2 separate regions of the Homo sapiens genome follow, and region 1 is linked to region 2. Evidence: read pairs that join two places in POLR2A ChIA-PET (ENCODE). Cell type or tissue: A673. All regions are shown on one strand. Each heading gives the region's core, and the rest is flanking DNA. Links, peaks and the distances in the headings are about the cores only.

Evidence for each region. Peaks named below come from ENCODE experiments on the same cell type or tissue, not always from the same donor. Only the 100,000 strongest peaks of a DNase experiment are listed, where the experiment ranks them.
Region 1: POLR2A ChIA-PET joins it to region 2 with 22 read pairs; 1 of 35 experiments calls an interaction of 5 or more read pairs at or near these places.

What each region holds. Positions count from the first base shown.
Region 1 is chr19:47,144,938-47,153,895 of GRCh38, forward strand. SAE1 (SUMO1 activating enzyme subunit 1) reads left to right here. Exons shown (of 9, transcript NM_005500.3): 3 at 5,265-5,438; 4 at 7,961-8,103. Among named protein-coding and RNA genes, the nearest start is that of SAE1, 19 kb to the left of the region's middle. In A673, for the core only: a CTCF peak has its summit at 4,746 (motif pointing right); a DNase peak (open chromatin) is centred at 4,754.
Region 2 is chr19:47,002,445-47,011,402 of GRCh38, forward strand. ARHGAP35 (Rho GTPase activating protein 35) reads left to right here. Exons shown (of 7, transcript NM_004491.5): 7 at 1-2,633. Among named protein-coding and RNA genes, the nearest start is that of NPAS1, 13 kb to the right of the region's middle. RefSeq lists enhancers at 17-762, 763-1,509, 2,983-3,561 and a silencer at 8,957-8,958. In A673, for the core only: no CTCF peak of the experiment used is centred there; a DNase peak (open chromatin) is centred at 3,607.

The sequences.
Region 1 (8,958 bases), core at 2,615-7,614, 140 kb after region 2:
TCTCCTGCCTCAGCCTCTGAAGTAGCTGGGATTACAGGCACGCACCACCACGCCTGGCTAAGTTTTGTTTTGTTTTTTTTTTGAGACGGAGTTTAGCTCTTGTTGCCCAGGCTGGAGTGCAATGGCGTGATCTTGGCTCACTGCAACCTCTGCCTCCCAGGTTCAAGCAATTCTCCTGCCTCAATCTCCCGAGTAGCTGGGATTACAGGCATGCAACACCATGCCTGGCTAATTTAACGTTTTTAGTAGAGACCGGGTTTCTCCATGTTGGTCAAGCTGGTCTTGAACTCCGACCTCAGGTGATCCTCCCACCTCGGCCTCCCAAAGTGCTGGGATTGCAGGCGTGAGCCACCGCACCCGGCCATGCCTGGCTAAGTTTTGTTATTTTTAGTAGAGATGGGGTTTCACCATATTGGCCAGGTTGGTCTCGAACTCCTGACCTCAGGTGATCCGCTGGCCTCGGCCTCCCAAAGTGCGGTGATTACAGGTGTGAGCTACCATCCCCTGCTGACATAATGCTGTTTGATTAATATTATAATGGTAGAGCCCAACTCCAATGTAGCTTTCTCTGACCAGGCTCATCTTCAAGGTGAAAATAAGTGCTGCTCTCTCTACATTCCCATGCCTCAGTGACATTTTATTTATTTTATTTATTTATTTTGAGACAAAGACTTACTCTGTCGCCCAGGCTGGAGTACAGTGACACAACCTCAGCTCACTGCAACCTCTGCCTCCCGGGTTCAAGCACTTCTCCTGCCTCAGCTTCCCTAGTAGCTGGGATTACATAATTACTTCATCTGGTTGTAAGAATCCAACATTGGAGGCCAATCACAGAACAGTGCGATTCTGACACCACAGGTGTGAGGCCACTGCACCCATCTTAGAGCGTATTATGTAGTTTACATTCAACAAGCATCTGAGAGCACCTACTGGGTGCCCTGAAGTCTGCTAGGTGCTGGTGATAGAAAGATGCTCACGGTTTGGTTCCCATTCTCAAGGTTTTTTTTTTTTTTTTTTTCCGGAAACCATAGCAGGCTCCCTGACTGAGGTTGTGGTACATGAAAGATTTCCTGGAGTCCTGATCTGAGCTAAGTCTTAAAGAACAAGGAGGGTTGTCAAGATAAGAGCCTGTGTTTTAGGCAGGGGACATAGCAGTGTCACAAAGGCACCCTACAGTGTGGTAGAAATGGAAGCTAAAAGTAGTTTGGTGTTTTTAGAGTGTGAGACCCAAAGTGGTGGGTAGGGACAGGTTGCTGGTGAAGTCCAAGTCAGGAGGGGCTCCTAGGAAGCCCCACTGTAAGCTTTTACTTAATCCTCTGGGTGGTGCAGACTCACTGAAGAGTTTCAAATGACAGGAAGGGTGACATGGTTAGCTTTGGGCTTTATGTGTAGATCAGTAATTACTGTATAAACTATGGTTGGCACAAAATACAGGGCAGAAGACCACTTAGAAGGCAGTTTTTAGTAGTTTAGGTGAGAGGTGAAAGTGGCCTTGCTGATAGGGATGGCAGGAAGCACACAGATGTGAGAAATAGATTTAGGTGGTAGAATTGGGAGGTCTGTGTATGGGAGCTTAAGGAAAGCCAGGAATAACCAGAGCAGCTGACACTGAAGGGGCTAGGCACTGTTCTCAGAGCTGCAGTTGTATTATCTCATTGAGTCCTCACAACACATCTGAGATCAAGGACCCATTACCATCCCTGTTTTACAGATGGGAAAACTGAGTAAAAGGAAGAAAAGTACTGGCCCATCCAAGGCCCCAGTAGTTAGTGGTACGGCCGGGACCCAGGCATCTGACTCCAGAGCCCATGTTCTCAGCCACCTCACTATGGACCACTCTCATGGAAATAGCAAGGATATGAAGATGAGGCTTCTGGCTTGAGTGACTGGGTGGGTGGCTGGTGGACTCCGGAGACAGCACACAGAAGCAGGCAGACATGTAGGGTTTATGGATATCTGAGAGAAAACGGCTGGTGGGCAGTACAGTAGAGAAGACTCAGGTGGATCAGGAAGAAATCTGCACCAGAAAGAGTGATTTGAAAAATAACAGCAGATTTTGGTAGAAACTGAAAGAGGCATTGAGTTGGTTTATGGAGCTATACAGAGTGGAAAGATAAGTAATTCTGAGATGGAAGCTTGGGGACAGCCACACCTAAGAGGGCCCAAATTGAGACTAGAATGTGTAGCACGAGAGGAGAGCAAAGCAAGGAAGGTGTGATCTGTGGACTGATAGTGATGAAATGATAATTGTATGTGTATGGGTTTTTTTTTTTTTTTTTTTTTTTTTTTTGAGGCAGTCTCACTGTTACCCTTGCCGGAATGCAGTGGGCATGATCATGGCTCACTGTAGCCTTAACTTCCTGGGCTCAGGGTATTCTCCCACTTAAGCCTCCCAGTAGTTGGGACTACAGGTGCACGCCACCACACCTGGCTAATTTTTTGTATTTTTTGTAGAGACTGGGTTTCATGATTGTTGCTCAGGCTGGTCTTGAACTTTCTGGGCTCAATTATATGTTTTTTTTGTTTGTTTTTTTGAGATGGAGTCTCACTTGTCGCCCAGGCCGGAGTGCAGTGGTGAGATCTTGGCTCACTGCAACCTCCGCCTCCTGGGTTCAAGTGATTCTCCTGTCTCAGCCTCCCAAGTAGCTAGGATTACAGGCGTGTGCCACCACACCCGGCTAATTTTTGTATTTTTAGTAGAGATGGGGTTTCACCATGTTGGCTAGGCTGGTCTCGAACTTCTGACCTCAAGTGATCCACCCACCTCAGCCTCCCAAGCTGCTGGGTTTACAGGTGTGAGCCACCGTGCCCAGCCTCAACTGTATTTTTTTTTTTTTTTGAGACAGAGTCTCGCTCTGTTGCCCAGGCTGGAGTGCAGTGGCGCGATCTTGGCTCACTGCAAGCTCTGCCTCCCGGGTTCACACCATTCTCCTGCCTCAGCCTCCCTAGTAGCTGGGACTACAGGCGCCCACCACCACGCCTGGCTAATTTTTTTGTATTTTTTAGTAGAGATGGGGTTTCACCGTATTAGCCAGGATGGTCTCGATCTCCTGACCTCGTGATCTGCCTGCCTTGGCCTCCCAAAGTGCTGGGATTACAGGCGTGAGCCACCACGCGTGGCCCTCAACTGTACGTTTTTATCCATGTCCTCGTTTTATATGGGATTCCCACATTCTTGCTGAGGTTCACACAGTTGTTGAGCCAGGATTTGAATCAAAGATTGAATCCAGCCTGAATTATTTCAGAGCCTTACTGTTAACCATTGTGTGGTACAGCTTCTCAGCACATAATGAGATCCCTGAAGAAGCAGGATGGAATGGGTCAAGGATACAGGGTTAGCCTAGAATGGGAAGTGGGCCAGCTCATTTTCTTGGAGGAGAAGGTAGTAAGATAGAGAGTGTGCTGTGGATGGTTGGTAGGAGGTGTTGAGGGGAGATTACTTCTGTTGTACCTAGTCTTGGTGAAGGTGGCAAGGTTATTTGCAGAGATTAATGGTTAAATTAGATGTTTGATGTGTGAAGAAATACTTTGAGAGCAGTATGGAATCTGTAATCTTACTGGTGGCTATTAGGGGATTATATTATCCTGTCTTTGAGGCTCTGCTCTGCTGATGTTCAGCCTTAGGGGTGAAATAATTCCTCTGTTCCAGTCCCCACTCATCTCTCCACCTCTCTGAGTTCTTTTTTTTTTTTTTTGAGACAGAGTCTCACTCTGTTGCCCAGGCTGGAGTGCAGTGGCACGACCTGGGCTCAATGCAGCGTCTGCCTCCCAGGTTCAAGCGATTCTCCTGCCTCAGCCTCCCGAGTAGCTGGAATTACAGGCGTGTGCCACCACGTCCGGCTAATTTTGTATTTTTAGTAGAGATGGGGTTTCACCATGTTGGTCAGGCTGGTTTTGAACTCTGGACCTCAGGTGATCTGCCTGCCTCGGCCTCCCAAAGTGCTGGGATTACAAGCGTGAGCCACCGCACCTGGCCATAGTCTATCTATGTTTTTTAAAAGTTCATTTCAAGCATTCTTAATTGTGTCTGATTTTTGCACAAGTTTGATTTTTTTTTTAAGTTTTCTCATGAGGTTGCAATTTTTGTTGTTTTTTGAGAGAGGGCCTCTCTGTGTTGTCCAGGCTAGTCTTGAGCTCCTGGCCTCAAGCAGTGATCCTCCTGCTTTGGCGTCCCAAATTGCTGGGATTACAGATGTGAGCTACTGTGCCAGGCTGCACTGGTCTACTTTTTTTTTTTTTTTTTTTTTTTTTGAGACGGAGTCTTGCTCTGTTGCCCAGGCTGGAGTACAGTGGTGCAATCGCAGCTCACTGCAACCTCCGCCTCCCCTGTTGAAGTGATTCTCCTGCCTCAGCCTCCTGGGTAGCTGGGATTACAGGCACACACCACCACACCTGGCTTATTTTTGTATTTTTAGTAGAGATGGCATTTCACCATGTTGGCCAGGTTGGTCTCAAACTCCTGACCTCAGGTGATCCTCCTGCCTCGGCCTCCCAAAGTGCTGGGATTACAGGTGTGAGCCACCGTGCCCTGCCCACACTGGTCTAGTTTTAAACCACTGGAAGACAGAGATTTAATCCTTTAAACTACTTGTGTATTTCCCCAAATGCTTATAGTTGGGCACATGCTAAGTATTTAGTCAATTCTTGCCACTGTTAATCAGTCATTTGTTAGCAGTTACAAATTTGCATAGAAGAAGAAAGCATGGATTTTTTTGTTGACAGTGAATTTTCTTTATAAACACAAGGGGGTGCTCTTTAACCATCAATGACCAGTTTAAAAAAAGTTTAAAGTCATTTTAAAGCCTTAGAAGGAAGCCTGCATAAGGCAAATTGCTACAGGAACAGTAATACATTTTAGGGCTGTGCACAGTGTTTCATGCCTGTAATCTCAGCACTTTGGGAGGCTGAGGCAGGCGGATCACGAGGTCAAGAGATTGAGACCATCCTGGCAAACGTGGTGAAACCCTGTCTCTACTAAAAATACAAAAATTAGCTGTTGTGGTGGTGCGTGCTTGTAGTCCCAGCTACTTGGGAGGCTGAGGCAGGAGGAGAATCATTTGAACCCAGGAGGCGGAGGTTGCAATGAGCCGAGATCATGCCACTGCACTCCAGCCTGGTGACAGAGCAAGACTGTCTCAAAAAAAAAAAAAAAAAAAAATTTAGGTGGTAGGTATTTTAGCTATCCTTTAAAATTTAAAGATTCTTTTTAAGATTTATTTTCCCTAAAAATACAAGACTTAAAAAAATATGTGTATTATTCCTAGGTAACTCCAGAAGATCCCGGAGCTCAGTTCTTGATTCGTACTGGGTCTGTTGGCCGAAATAGGGCTGAAGCCTCTTTGGAGCGAGCTCAGAATCTCAACCCCATGGTGGATGTGAAGGTGGACACTGAGGATATAGAGAAGAAACCAGAGTCATTTTTCACTCAATTCGATGCTGTAAGTTTCTTATTATAAAATCTGCTGTGGGAATTAAACAAATTAAGGTGCTAGTTGTATATACTTTCAAATCCCAAAGCAATCTGAGAGCATTCAAATATCAAATTCTGAGCTTTTTCCCAAGAAAATGTATAAGCTGTTCTATTGTTTAGGCTTAGTATATTGTGTGAATGTGTTGCTAGAGAGGTCCAGTCTGTTGCATCTGCTGTAGTTGTTGGTGACTTGCTGTCTGCTGGCTTCTTCTCTGGGCATATGTTCCCTCAGCCAGGTTTCGTCTTTGGTGTTTTGTCTTCCTTCCAGAATCTTTGCACATAACTTTAATCCATGTTATTGCAAATGTTTTCTTCCGAAAACTTAACAAGTTGGTGATTAATTTCTGTGGCAGCGGCATTTTTTTGTTAGAAATATCAAACTACAGCTTGTGTTTTGTCTTAAGAAAAGCACACCTGATCTTGATCTATGTCTGTCTGTCTGTTTCTCACAGTCACATTGACCATGTTGCCATGGATAACTAGAGAAAAATCACTGTAGTCGTAAGTCAAATGAGGCATATCCAGCCTCATTTAGTTTCACTGCCAAATCTATGCGGAGGTGAAAGGATAAATTCTTTGTCAATATCTGCAACCTTTCAGACATAGTTCCCTGCATTCTGGAAAAGCTTAACAAATCTTGATAAATGTGAAATAGTCATAGATGAGCTACTAGTTTTTTAAATGAAAGGCCCCAGTATGTTACATGAGAGGTTAGAATTTGGGTTGGGTAGTTTTTTTTTTTTGCACCTTTTTTTATTTGAGATGGAGTTTTGCTCTTGTCGCCCAGGCTGGAGTGCAATTGTGCGATCTTGGCTCATGGCAACCTCTGCCTCCTGGGTTCAAGTGATTCTCCTGCCTCAGCCTCCCAAGTAGCTAGGATTACAGGCACTCACCACCATGCTGGGCTAATTTTTTGTATTTTTAGTAGAGATGGGGTTTCACCATGTTGGTCAGGCTGGTCTTGAACCCCTGACCTCAGGTAATCCACCTGCCTCGGCCTCCCAAAGTGGTGGGATTACAGGTGTGAGCCACTGCACCTGGCCTGTTTTTTACACTTTTCTTTCTTTCTTTCTTTCTTTTTTGAGATGGAGTCTCACTCTGTCGCCCAGGCTGGAGTGCAGTGGCATGATCTTGGCTCACTGCAACCTCCGCCTCCCTGGTTTAAGCAGTTTTCTGCCTCAGCCTCCCGTTTTTACACTTTTCTATTTCATATGTGCATCTGTTCAAATATGGGCTTGGAAGGATGGATCATCTGTGCATTTGTCCTGTTTTCTTTTTCCTAGTCCCTTCTATTTTTTAACTTGAGGTATTGGGACACTTTCCATTTGGACATAAGTCTTCATTTTCTTATCTGTAGTAACCACATTTATTTTATGCCAGGTGTCCCTTGAACTTGTAGAGTTAGAGGGTTTGTTAAAACTGAAGTGTGAGGCCAGTTGATTGTGTAATGCGTGTGCATGGGGCCATGTTGACCGCCTTGCAGGCCGTGTTTGGCTGGTCCTTGCAGGTTTTATAGTTACTTTAGACTCTGCAGGGTTCCATTTGATCAATTGGTTGCATGTTCACCTGTGGATTTCTTACTTTTTAGATGGGATTTTTCCTTGGGTGGCTGCATTCTTTGAAACACCAAAGGAACACATTTCTCTGTGAGTGTTATTTCGGTATTCAGGCTGCTAGACAACAGCAAAGAGGGTCTATCAAGTGAAAATGTCCTTTTGTTCAGGAGAAAGCATGTGCAATTTGGAAGTTGTCTTTTGACCATGATCACAAAGCTTCTCCCGAAAAGATGGTATTTTGTGCAGTAGAACTTAGCCATTTCCAATACCTCAACTTACTGGAATACAACCTGGAGGCCCCAGAGCAACACTGATAATTCCACTGAGTGGATCACCAGTTCATTGTCTAAGCCTGAATGGAAGGTCACTTGGTCTGTAACCTTTTCTTTTGTCCTTAAATTCAGATAAAGTTTCACACCGCAATCTGTGGAAAAATGATCTCAACAGGACTTGTTTATCTTCTTTATCTTAACATATCAATCAAAAGGAGGGGGGTAAAAAGCCCTTGTATTTAAACATGACCTTTGGGTCAATTTAAAAAACTGGTTTTGCTTGTCCCTGTAGCTTATTTGGATTTTAATAGATTTAGCAGTATAGAAACAACTTGCTAAGTTATTTTTTTTATGAGAACTATGAAATGTGTATATGTTCGTGGATTACAGAAAACATTTGTTGAATGGCTTTTACTTTTTAGCTAAACACATTTTATTTTGGCTGCAGAACGTGACGGTCTCATAACTTATATTTTCTACACATTGAAACCTGCAACTTTTCTTTTGTCTTCTAGCCATAGGGCCCAAAGAACCTGTTGTACCAGTTTGAAACATGCTTTGAGCATGCCCAGAGAGACTGTTCATTAAGATTTATTTAGACATCAGGGCAGTGATTCACAGTTTGCAAAACTCAAACCCAGCCAATTTCTTTCTTTCTGCAGGTGTGTCTGACTTGCTGCTCCAGGGATGTCATAGTTAAAGTTGACCAGATCTGTCACAAAAATAGCATCAAGTTCTTTACAGGAGATGTTTTTGGCTACCATGGATACACATTTGCCAATCTAGGAGAGCATGAGTTTGTAGAGTAAGTGTTGGGAGAGGAGGGGAGAACATAACATTTTCTCCTTTTTATACTTTTTTTTTTTAAATTATGTATTTATTTATGTGTAGAGACAGGATCTATGCTATGTTGTTCAAGCTGGTCTTGAACTCCTGGGCTCAAGTGATCCTCCCACCTTGGCCTCCCAAAGTGCTGGGATTATAGGCATGATCCACTGCGCCTGGTCTGCTGACATGTTTTCAAGTTGAGAGATAGTAAAATGATTACAAAATAGTTGGGCGATTCTGGAGGCATATTCAACCAAAGTCTACCTTGGAAAAGGTGTCCAATATCCAGAGAGACTCCTCTGGTAGAACAAACAGACCTCATCCTCTCATTTTGAACACTGAGGCTGCAGAACTTGGTAATTCTTACATGACAGGACTTGCCGTGTTTTGACTTTGTAGTCTCTAGGTGAAAGATGGCAGATGATACATTATTGTAAAACTATATGAGTTAGGTATTTTGGCTGCAGTTTCTGACCACCCCCTCCAAAACCCTCCAACTTGCTAATTGAGAGGGAAAGACAGGCTCTGTGAGATAGGAGCTTCCTACCAAGAGACTGAGAACTCTTCTCTTGTTCAGCCTCTCAGGCAAGTCACTGAAATTTCTCTGGTCTCCAAGTTTCTTGCCTGTAAAATCAAGATGGGGGAAGGACAGTCATGTTCCAGACATCTCCTAACTCTAGTGTTTTATGGCTTTAGGATAATCTAGTTCTTTGGGCATATTATTATTATTATTATTTTATTTTTTGAGACGGAGTTTTGCTGTTGTTGCCCAGGCTGGAGTGCAATGGCACCATCTCAGTTCAGAACAATCTCTGCCTCCTGGGTTCAAGCC
Region 2 (8,958 bases), core at 1,440-6,439:
GAACAAACCCAGGGTTCAGGCGTGTTTTCTGTGAATGTTGGATGATGAATTTTTGTCTCTTCTGGTGGAGCTGTGCCTGGCCCTGTAGGCCCAGGGTTGGCTGGAAGGTGACATCTGTGTTTCGTTTTAGCTGAGGTTGGCAGAAACGTTCCCAAACTCCCCCAGCCCTGGACCCCAGCAGATGAGGAAACGGCCCCATTTACTGACCCCGCCCCCTTTTCGAGGTTATGCTCACCTGGTCAGCTCCTCACGTAATTGGGGGTGGAGGGAAAGCATGGTGGTGCCCTGGGCCGTCCCTGTGTGAACGCAGGCAAAAGCAGCCCAGTCCCCCTCACTGCTTGAGCTAACACTGCCACCTCTTTTGTGTGAGCACAAAAGCCACGTCCCAAGCCACCTGGCCCGATTCCACAGATGTATGTGCGGCCAGTGACTTCCCCAGGAGTGTGGAGGGGGTGGTGAGGAGGAGCACCTGGGCTCTCTACCCCTCTCCTCACAGAAGTACCTGAAACTAGGTCTGGGGCACTCCCAATGCAGCGCCTTGTCAGCCAAGGTGGGCAGGCAGGGACTGTGGCAGCTTATGTCCAAAGGGAGCCCCCATGCACAGGAAGCCACAGGGTTCCTCTTGTTTCCCCCGCTAACTTCAGCCTCTCATCTGCTGCTCCGGGCTGAGGGACTAGAGGACATCTCGGTCGTTTGAGGGGCATGGCCAGTCGTGGCAGGCCGGCCTTCAGCGTCCGGTCAGGGAAGCGTGCAGCCCAAATGGGCACTTGCATGGGAGCCACAGAGGAGCGTCCCTGGGGATTGTTGGGACCATGCTGCCCCCACTCCCGCTTTTGTTGGGGCTCTAAGTTCTGGAAGGTGTGTGCACAGAGGGTGCTCATGGGACTCGCATGCAGCTCTCAGCACTGGGTGGGAGGGCGTTGGCTTGTCCAGAATGGGGACGTGGGGCAGCCACCCCTGCCCAGCGAGAGCGCAGACACCGTGTGAGGGGACAGCAGCCCTTGGTGCAAAGCCAGAGACTGATCCTGGCTCTGACGGCTGAAGAGGGAAGACCCAAGGCTGGGTGGCGTGGCTCGTGAATCCACTTAGAATTCTTGGCTTGTGTCGCATACTGGGTGTCACGGCACACATTTACTCTGCATTGTCCCCGTCTTTCCCATCGCCTAGCGTTTGGGGAGGAACAGGGAGAGAGCTTCGGGGCGTCTGTCTCCGTGCTCTCCTGCCTCCACCGCCTTGGTTTTGCTTCCTGCTGGAGGCAGGGCACCTGCTGCGACCCAGATTCTTCTGCAGGATGTGTCTGTCTTTGTCACGGTGGACAGAGGGTGACATCATAGGAGCAGCTCGCTGGCCAGAAGGGGATGGGGGCATCCCTGTGCCTCACTCAGCTCCTGCTGCTCTTAGGGAAAGGAGGCCTGGGTCAAGCCAGCATCCCCTTGGTAAAGACCCCCGCAGGCCACCAGGCATTCTGGACACGCACACACACACACACACACACACACACACACAAAACTTCACAGCAGGCCAGCTGCAGTGACTTGTCATCAAGAGTCACCTCAGCTGCGCCCCCCTCCCATCCTTTCCTATGAGAAGCCACTGCTTTGGGGGCGCCGGCTAGAAAAAGTAGGGTGCGGTGGCCAGGAGGGCCCCTGCCGCGCGGGGGGCTGGGTCTGGTTGAGTCGCTGCTTTCCCGAGGGCAGCGCAGGGATCCGGGGAAGCTGCGGCAGGGAGCGGGCGCCGGCTTCGTGGCTCTGAGGTGTAACGGGGGTGGGCTCCCTCCCTCGGAGGACATCGTCTGTGTCCAGGTCAGAAAGTGGCCCAGGAAGGGGGCAGTTTCTGTCGCGGGTCCGGTGGGGGCGCGGCCGCGGTGCGGTCGGTGCAGCGTGGCCAATGCGCGGCGCGCGCGGGGGACAGAGCAGGAGGCGGTCTGTCACCTCGGCCACTGCTGACCTGGGCTGGCCTCCCCCAGCCCTCCCGTGGCGGAGCCGGCAGCGATGCTACAGGCCTAAGTTATTGTTTGCATAAAAAGAATCATGTTCCCTGTGTACATTTAAGAAAAAAACAAAAAAACGGAAATGTCAGAATTGTATGGAAATAAAACTTGTTTGAAAATTTGGAATAGTGCTGCTGCCAGCTTATTTTTCTGGTACTTGTATTTTCACATGTTAAATGATCTTTATATATGTTGAATTAACAAATATTTTGAGTTTCTGAGAAAAAACAAAACATATTAATGGTATTGAAATGTGTTAGTAGTCTGGCTGTGTGCCCAAAATTCTGTTTCGCAGCAAAAGTGAAGACCTGTATGTAAAGAAAGTATAACAATTATTTCTTTGTATTTTAGGGGCTTTAACCGGAACATCGTCTAGCTGGTGTTAGGAATGTTTGCTTAATTTCCAGACTTTTTTTTAAAAACACATCGTGGGTTTTTTGAGGCTCCAACCTGATTAGTGCATGGTCAGCCCTCAATGAAGGCTGAGGCATCTCTGACTGAGGTGTTTTTGTTTGGTTTTGTTTTTTAAAATCATGTATTTGCTACAAAGTATTGTACTTGTCTCAATGGGAATGGTGTAAAAAACAAAAGGCCTTATGTGATCTGTATCATAGTTAATAAATGAATCTTGTAAAAAACCAAACCTGAGAGAAGTGAAGGGGGGCCTCCTCCTTACCGGGCCAGTGCAGCACACACCAGGGTTTCACAGGCTTAGGCGCCCGGGGGGGGAAGCAGGAGGCTCCCACAGGAGAGGCCTCGGCCAGCACGAGCCCCCCCTCCCGGCTCTCACCTGCTTTCCTCTCCAGCACAGCTTCCCAGAAGGCCGCGTCATTCCTGTGGTTTCTCAGCATCACCTAAAGTGCCTCCCACAAACCCCCATGGCCGCAGGAGCTGCAGGCAGGCGTGGGGAGGGGATGCCAGAGGTGCCGCTCCTGACCTTCCTTCCCACTCCCCTCCGGCCTGAGGCCACGCGGGTGGTACCGGGAGTCAGATGCCCCTGTTCACTTCCTGGGTGAGTTCCAGGGGCAGGGTCATGAGCAGGCTTGTGGCCAGGAGGTGGCCGACCTCAGACCCTTCTCAAGGGAGGGGTCAGGGCTGAAGTTCTGAGAGGGGAGAGCCTAAGGTCACACTCACTCCCTGGTGCTGGCCCTGGGGTCAGAGACCCAGGCTCTATGCCAGAGTTAGCCACCGTCACCACCGTCATCCAGGACAGCACCTCCAGGGACGGAGGTGGGCTGCTTCCCAAAGAAGCCTTGCCACCAAAAACACCTCCTCTCTGCTCACCCCCTAAAAAACTCTCGTTAGGAATATCTTCCTCTTTCCAGTCTCCCAGGCTCAAGTTTGCTCTATCCTTGGCCCCCTCCTTACTTACCCCTGACTGCTTCTAAGATCCCAAATGTCACTTGAGCGTGACTCTGCTGTTCCCTCTGCCTCCATTCTAGCCTAGACCTGAATTCAAGCTCACTAGACTCTGATAGACACCCCCACACACTGAATGGCCCCCCTGCCCTCAATATTCATGGCAGAAGAGTGAACTATTCAGCATACAAGATGCATCCTTCCCTGCCTGTGCCCATAGCAGACATGGCTAGCTGATCACCGCACTCTGCCACACCCCTCTCCAGGCAGCCACTGCCAATCAATAGGGGCTGGCACCAGAGATGACGTCTGTTTGCCACTGCCTCAGCCAGGCAGGCAAACAAACGGAGATGCCTACTGACCATAGCCCAGGCTCCTTGGCATCCATGCAGAACCCCACGCTCTGTCTGGATCCATCCTGCTCTTCTCTCCCACTCCTCTAACCCAACTCCCCAACATCAGTCAAAATTAGTCTTTTTTTTTTTTTTTTTTTTTTTTTTTTTTTTTGACAGAGTTTTGCTCTTGTTGCCCAGGCTGGAGTGCAGTGGCTCGATCTAGGCTCACTACAACCTCCGCCTCCCCGGTTCAAGGGATTTTCCTGCCTCAGCCTCCTGAGTAGCTGGGATTACAGGCATGCACCACCACACCTGGCTAATTTTATATTTTTAGTAGAGACGGGATTTCTCCATGTTGGCCAGGCTGGTCTCGAACTCCTGGCCTCAGGTGATCCGCCCACCTCAGCCTCCCAAAGTGCTGGGATTAGAGGCGTGAGCCACCTCGCCTGGCCGAGTCTCATTCTTTTGAGTGCAGCTGGCTGCTTTCTGCTTCCAGATCCTTGCTTTGAGCACTTCCCTCTGCCTGAAATTCCTTCCATCCACCCTTCCCCAAACCTCTAGCCTGCCCATCAGATCCTACCCTGTTCTTCAAAGCCAGTCTTTCTCCAGAAACATCCCTGACCCTCTCCACTCACGGATTCACCCTGCAGCTGGGATTTACCTGCTGGGGGTTTATGTCACTCCCCGTGAGCGCTCCAGGGTTTCTCCTTTGTTTTTTTGAATTAAATCTCTACATCCTCCTGGTGTGCAGTTGGTACTCAATGTGTGCTGACAGAAACCTGTCTTCTCTATTTTTTTTTTTCCTTTTCTTAGTCTGTTGTCCAGGCTGGAATGCAGTGGCACAAACACGGCTCACTTCAGCCTTGAACTCGCAGGCTGAAGCAATCCTCCCACCTCAGCCTCCAAGTAGCTGGGACTACAGAGGCACATGCTACCACATCTGGCTTTTTTTTTTTTTTTTTTTTTTTTTTCAGAGATGGGATCTCGCTCTATTGCTCAAGCTGGTCTTGAGCTCCTGGGTTCAAGCGATCCTCCTGCCTCGACCTCCCAAAGCACTGGGATGACAGGCATGAGCCACCATGCCCGGCCTGTTCCTCCCTTCTTTGGGCAAAGGCTGAGCCATCTGGGGGCCCCGCTCTGTGCTAAGCTGGGTTGAGGGAGAGACCAGAACCAGATAGGCAGTGGGCTCTGGGTGCTGACTGGCCAAGGAGTGTCTTTTTTTTTTTTTTAGACGGAGTCTCCCTCTGTTGCCCAGGCTGGAGTGTGATGGCGCGATCTCGGATCACTGCAACCTCTGCCTCCTGGATTCAAGTGATTCTCCTGCCTCAGCCTCCCGAGTAGCTGGGATTACAGGTGCCGCCACCATGCCCAGCTAATTTTTGTATTTTTAGTAGAGATGGGGTTTCACCATGTTAGCCAGGATGGTCTTGATCTCTTGACCTCGTGATCCACCCGCCTCGGCCTCCCAAAACGCTGGGATTACAGGATTACAGGCATGAGCCTCCATGCCCGGACTTTTTTTTTTTTTTTTTTTTTTTTTTTTTTGAGACAAAGTCCTGCTCTGTCGCCCAGGCTGGAGTGCAGTGGTGTGATCTCAGCTTACTGCAGCCTCCACCTCCCGGGTTCAAGCAATCCTTCCACCTCAGCCTCCCAAAGCACTGGGAGGGCAGGCGTGAGCCCCTGTGCTCAGCCTTCTCTCGCTCTTGCTCTTCAAGACTTGTGTGCTTTCTAAACACGAGCCTCACAACCACCAGCACCCACGTTGAGAGCTTTGGGGGGCAGCTTCGCGGCTCCCAGATAGGCCACCCCAGGAGGCCCAACAAGATGCCTTATGCGTGGTAAGCCTTCATTCGGTTTTTCGAACGCGGTGGTCTCAACCTTGCCCTTGACCTGCCCCATCTGTAAACCACCCTCTCCCACGTGACTCCAGCCTAGACCTCCGCTGCAAGCAAAACATCATATCCACCTGTCTATGACACTCTACTTGGGGACTCCACTGTGACACACCCACAGCCAAACTCCTGACCCTTTCTCCAAACAGGTCCATTCCCCAGGATCCCCCCCTCAAGCCAGAGAGAGACCCTGGGGGCCCCCTTGGGGTGTCTCTCTCCCTTCCAGTCAACCAGGTACAACTCCCAGTTCCATTTTGCCTTCCAGCACACTCCCCTTCCTGCTCCCTGCACCCCAGCCCTGTCTGATCTCACCAAGACATCTGCCCTCCATGCTCACCCACTCCCATCTCCATGAGGGCAGATCAGATCTCACATCTAGCCATGTGTCTCCTCCCGTAACATCCTCCAGGGATCTCCAATGCCCTTAGAGGAAGCCTGAACTCTTCCACAGGGTCCCACCCCCGACCCCGCCCACCTCCCAGGAGCCTTTCCTTGCACTCTGGTCCAGATACTCCAACTCCCCTGGGGCCTGCCCACCTCGGGCATTTTGCAGTATTGTCCCCTCCTCCTCCAAGACTGTCCTCCCTTGAGGCCATCCCACCTTGCTAACTTTCTCCTGGTCCTTCAGATTTCAGCTCCTCAGACTCCTCCACAGGGAAAGCCCTCCCTGACTCCCCCAGCCAAGATGGGTCTCTTTGCTTTCAGATGAGATCGAGTGGGTTCAGGGTGTATGGCCGTAGACTCTCCGTGCTTTCAAAGGAAAAAAATAAGTTCTTTCAGAGTACTTTCTGAGCTGAGCATGGTGGCTCATACTTGTCATCATAGTGCTGTGGGAGGCCAAGAGAGGAGGATCACCTGAGCCCAGGAATTCAAGAACAGCCTGTTCAACAAAGTTAGACCTTGTCTCTACAAAACATTTCTTTTTTTAATTAGCAGCTTGGGGCCAGGTGCAGTGGATCACGCCTGTAATCCCAGGACTTTGAGAGGCCGAGGCGGGCAGATCACCTGAGATCGGGAGTTCAAGACACAGCCTGAGCAACATGAAGAAACCCCGTCTCTACTAAAAATACAAAATTAGGAGCTCTCCCTCTCCGTCTCCCTCTCCCTCTCCCCACGGTCTCCCTCTCCCTCTCTTTCCACGGTCTCCCTCTGATGCCGAGCCGAAGCTGGACAGTACTGCTGCCATCTCAGCTCACTGCAACCTCCCTGCCTGATTCTCCTGACTCAGCCTGCGGAGTGCCTGCGATTGCAGGCTCGCGCCGCCACGCCTGACTGGTTTTGGTGGAGACGGGGTTTCGCTGTGTTGGCCGGGCCGGTCTCCAGCCCCTAACCGCAAGTGATCCGCCAGCCTCGGCCTCCCAAGGTGCCGGGATTGCAGACGGAGTCTCATTCACTCAGTGCTCAATGGTGCCCAGGCTGGAGTGCAGTGGCGTGATCTCGGCTCGCTACAGCCTCCACCTCCCAGCCGCCTGCCTTGGCCTCCCAAAGTGCCGAGATTGCAGCCTCTGCCCGGCTGCCACCCCGTCTGGGAAGTGAGGAGCGTCTCTGCCTGGCCGCCCATCGTCTGGGATGTGAGGAGCCCCTCTGCCTGGCTGCCCAGTCTGGAAAGTGAGGAGCGTCTCCGCCCGGCCGCCATCCCACCTAGGAAGTGAGGAGCACCTCTTCCCGGCCGCCATCACATCTAGGAAGTGAGGAGCGTCTCTGCCCGGCCGCCCATCGTCTGAGATGTGGGGAGCGCCTCTGCCCCGCCGCCCCGTCTGGGATGTGAGGAGCACCTCTGCCCGGCTGCGACCCGGTCTGGGAGGTGAGGAGCATCTCTGCCCGGCCGCCCCGTCTGAGAAGTGAGGAGCCCCTCCGCCCGGCAGCCGCCCCGTCTGAGAAGTGAGGAGCCTCTCCGCCCGACAGCCACCCAGTCTGGGAAGTGAGGAGCGTCTCCGCCCGGCAGCCACCCCGTCCGGGAGGGAGGTGGGGGGGTCAGCACCCCGCCCGGCCAGCCGCCCCGTCCGGGAGGTGAGGGGCGCCTCTGCCCGGCCGCCCCTACTGGGAAGTGAGGAGCCCCTCTGCCCGGCCACCACCCTGTCTGGGAGGTGTGCCCAACAGCTCATTGAGAACGGGCCAGGATGACAATGGCGGTTTTGTGGAATAGAAAGGCGGGAAAGGTGGGGAAAAGATTGAGAAATCGGATGGTTGCCGTGTCTGTGTAGAAAGAAGTAGACATGGGAGACTTTTCATTTTGTTTTGTACTAAGAAAACTTCTTCTGCTGTGGGATCCTGTTGATCTGTGACCTTACCCCCAACCCTGTGCTCTCTGAAACATCTGCTGTGTCCACTCAGGGTTAAATGGATTAAGGGCGGTGCAAGATGTGCTTTGTTAAACAGATGCTTGAAGGCAGCATGCTCGTTAAGAGTCATCACCACTCCCTAATCTCAAGTACCCAGGGACACAAACACTGCGGAAGGCCGCAGGGTCCTCTGCCTAGGAAAACCAGAGACCTTTGTTCACTTGTTTATCTGCTGACCTTCCCTCCACTATTGTCCTATGACCCTGCCAAATCCCCCTCTGTGAGAAACACCCGAGAATTATCAATAAAAAATAAATAAATTAAAAAAAAAAAATACAAAATTAGCCAGGCGTGGTGGCGCATGCCTGTAATCCCAGCTACTCGGGAGGCTGAGGTGGGAGGATCACTTGAACTCAGGAAGTTCAAGGTTGCAGTGAGCCAAGATCGTACCACTGCACTCCAGCCTGGGCAACAGAGCCAGACCCTGTCTAAAAAAAAGAAAGAAAAAAAAAGTACTTTTCTCGGTGTGTTATTCATTCAGGCTGGGGCACACAGACATTAAACAAATCCCTGCCCGGAGCTGACATCCTAGTGGAAGGAACACAGTAAACAAATGAATGTGGCCATTATTTAGGCAGGACCGAGGAGTTAACGAGGATTCAGTTGTTGGGAGCACTTGCCTCAGTTGCAAAACTTAACAGAACACGAAAGAGACTTCAGTCATCAACATAAAAATATTTCAGCACAATGTTTTCAAAAAGCAAAGTTGCTGTTAGCCTAATACTGCTCTAAAAAAAAAATGTCAGCCACGCGTGGTGGCTCATGCCTGTAATCCCAGCACTTTGGGAAGCCTAGGCAGGCGGATCACAAGGTCAAGAGATCAAGACCATCCTGGCCAACATGGTGAAACCCCGTCTGTACTAAAAATACAAAAATTAGCTGGGCGTAGTGGTGTGCGCCTGTAGTCCCAGCTACTCGGGAGGCTGAGGCAGGAGAATTACTTGAACCCGGGAGGTGGAGGTTGCAGTGAGCTGAGATCACGCCACTGCACTCCAGCCTGGGTGACAGAGCAAGACTCCATCTCAAAAAAAAAAACAATA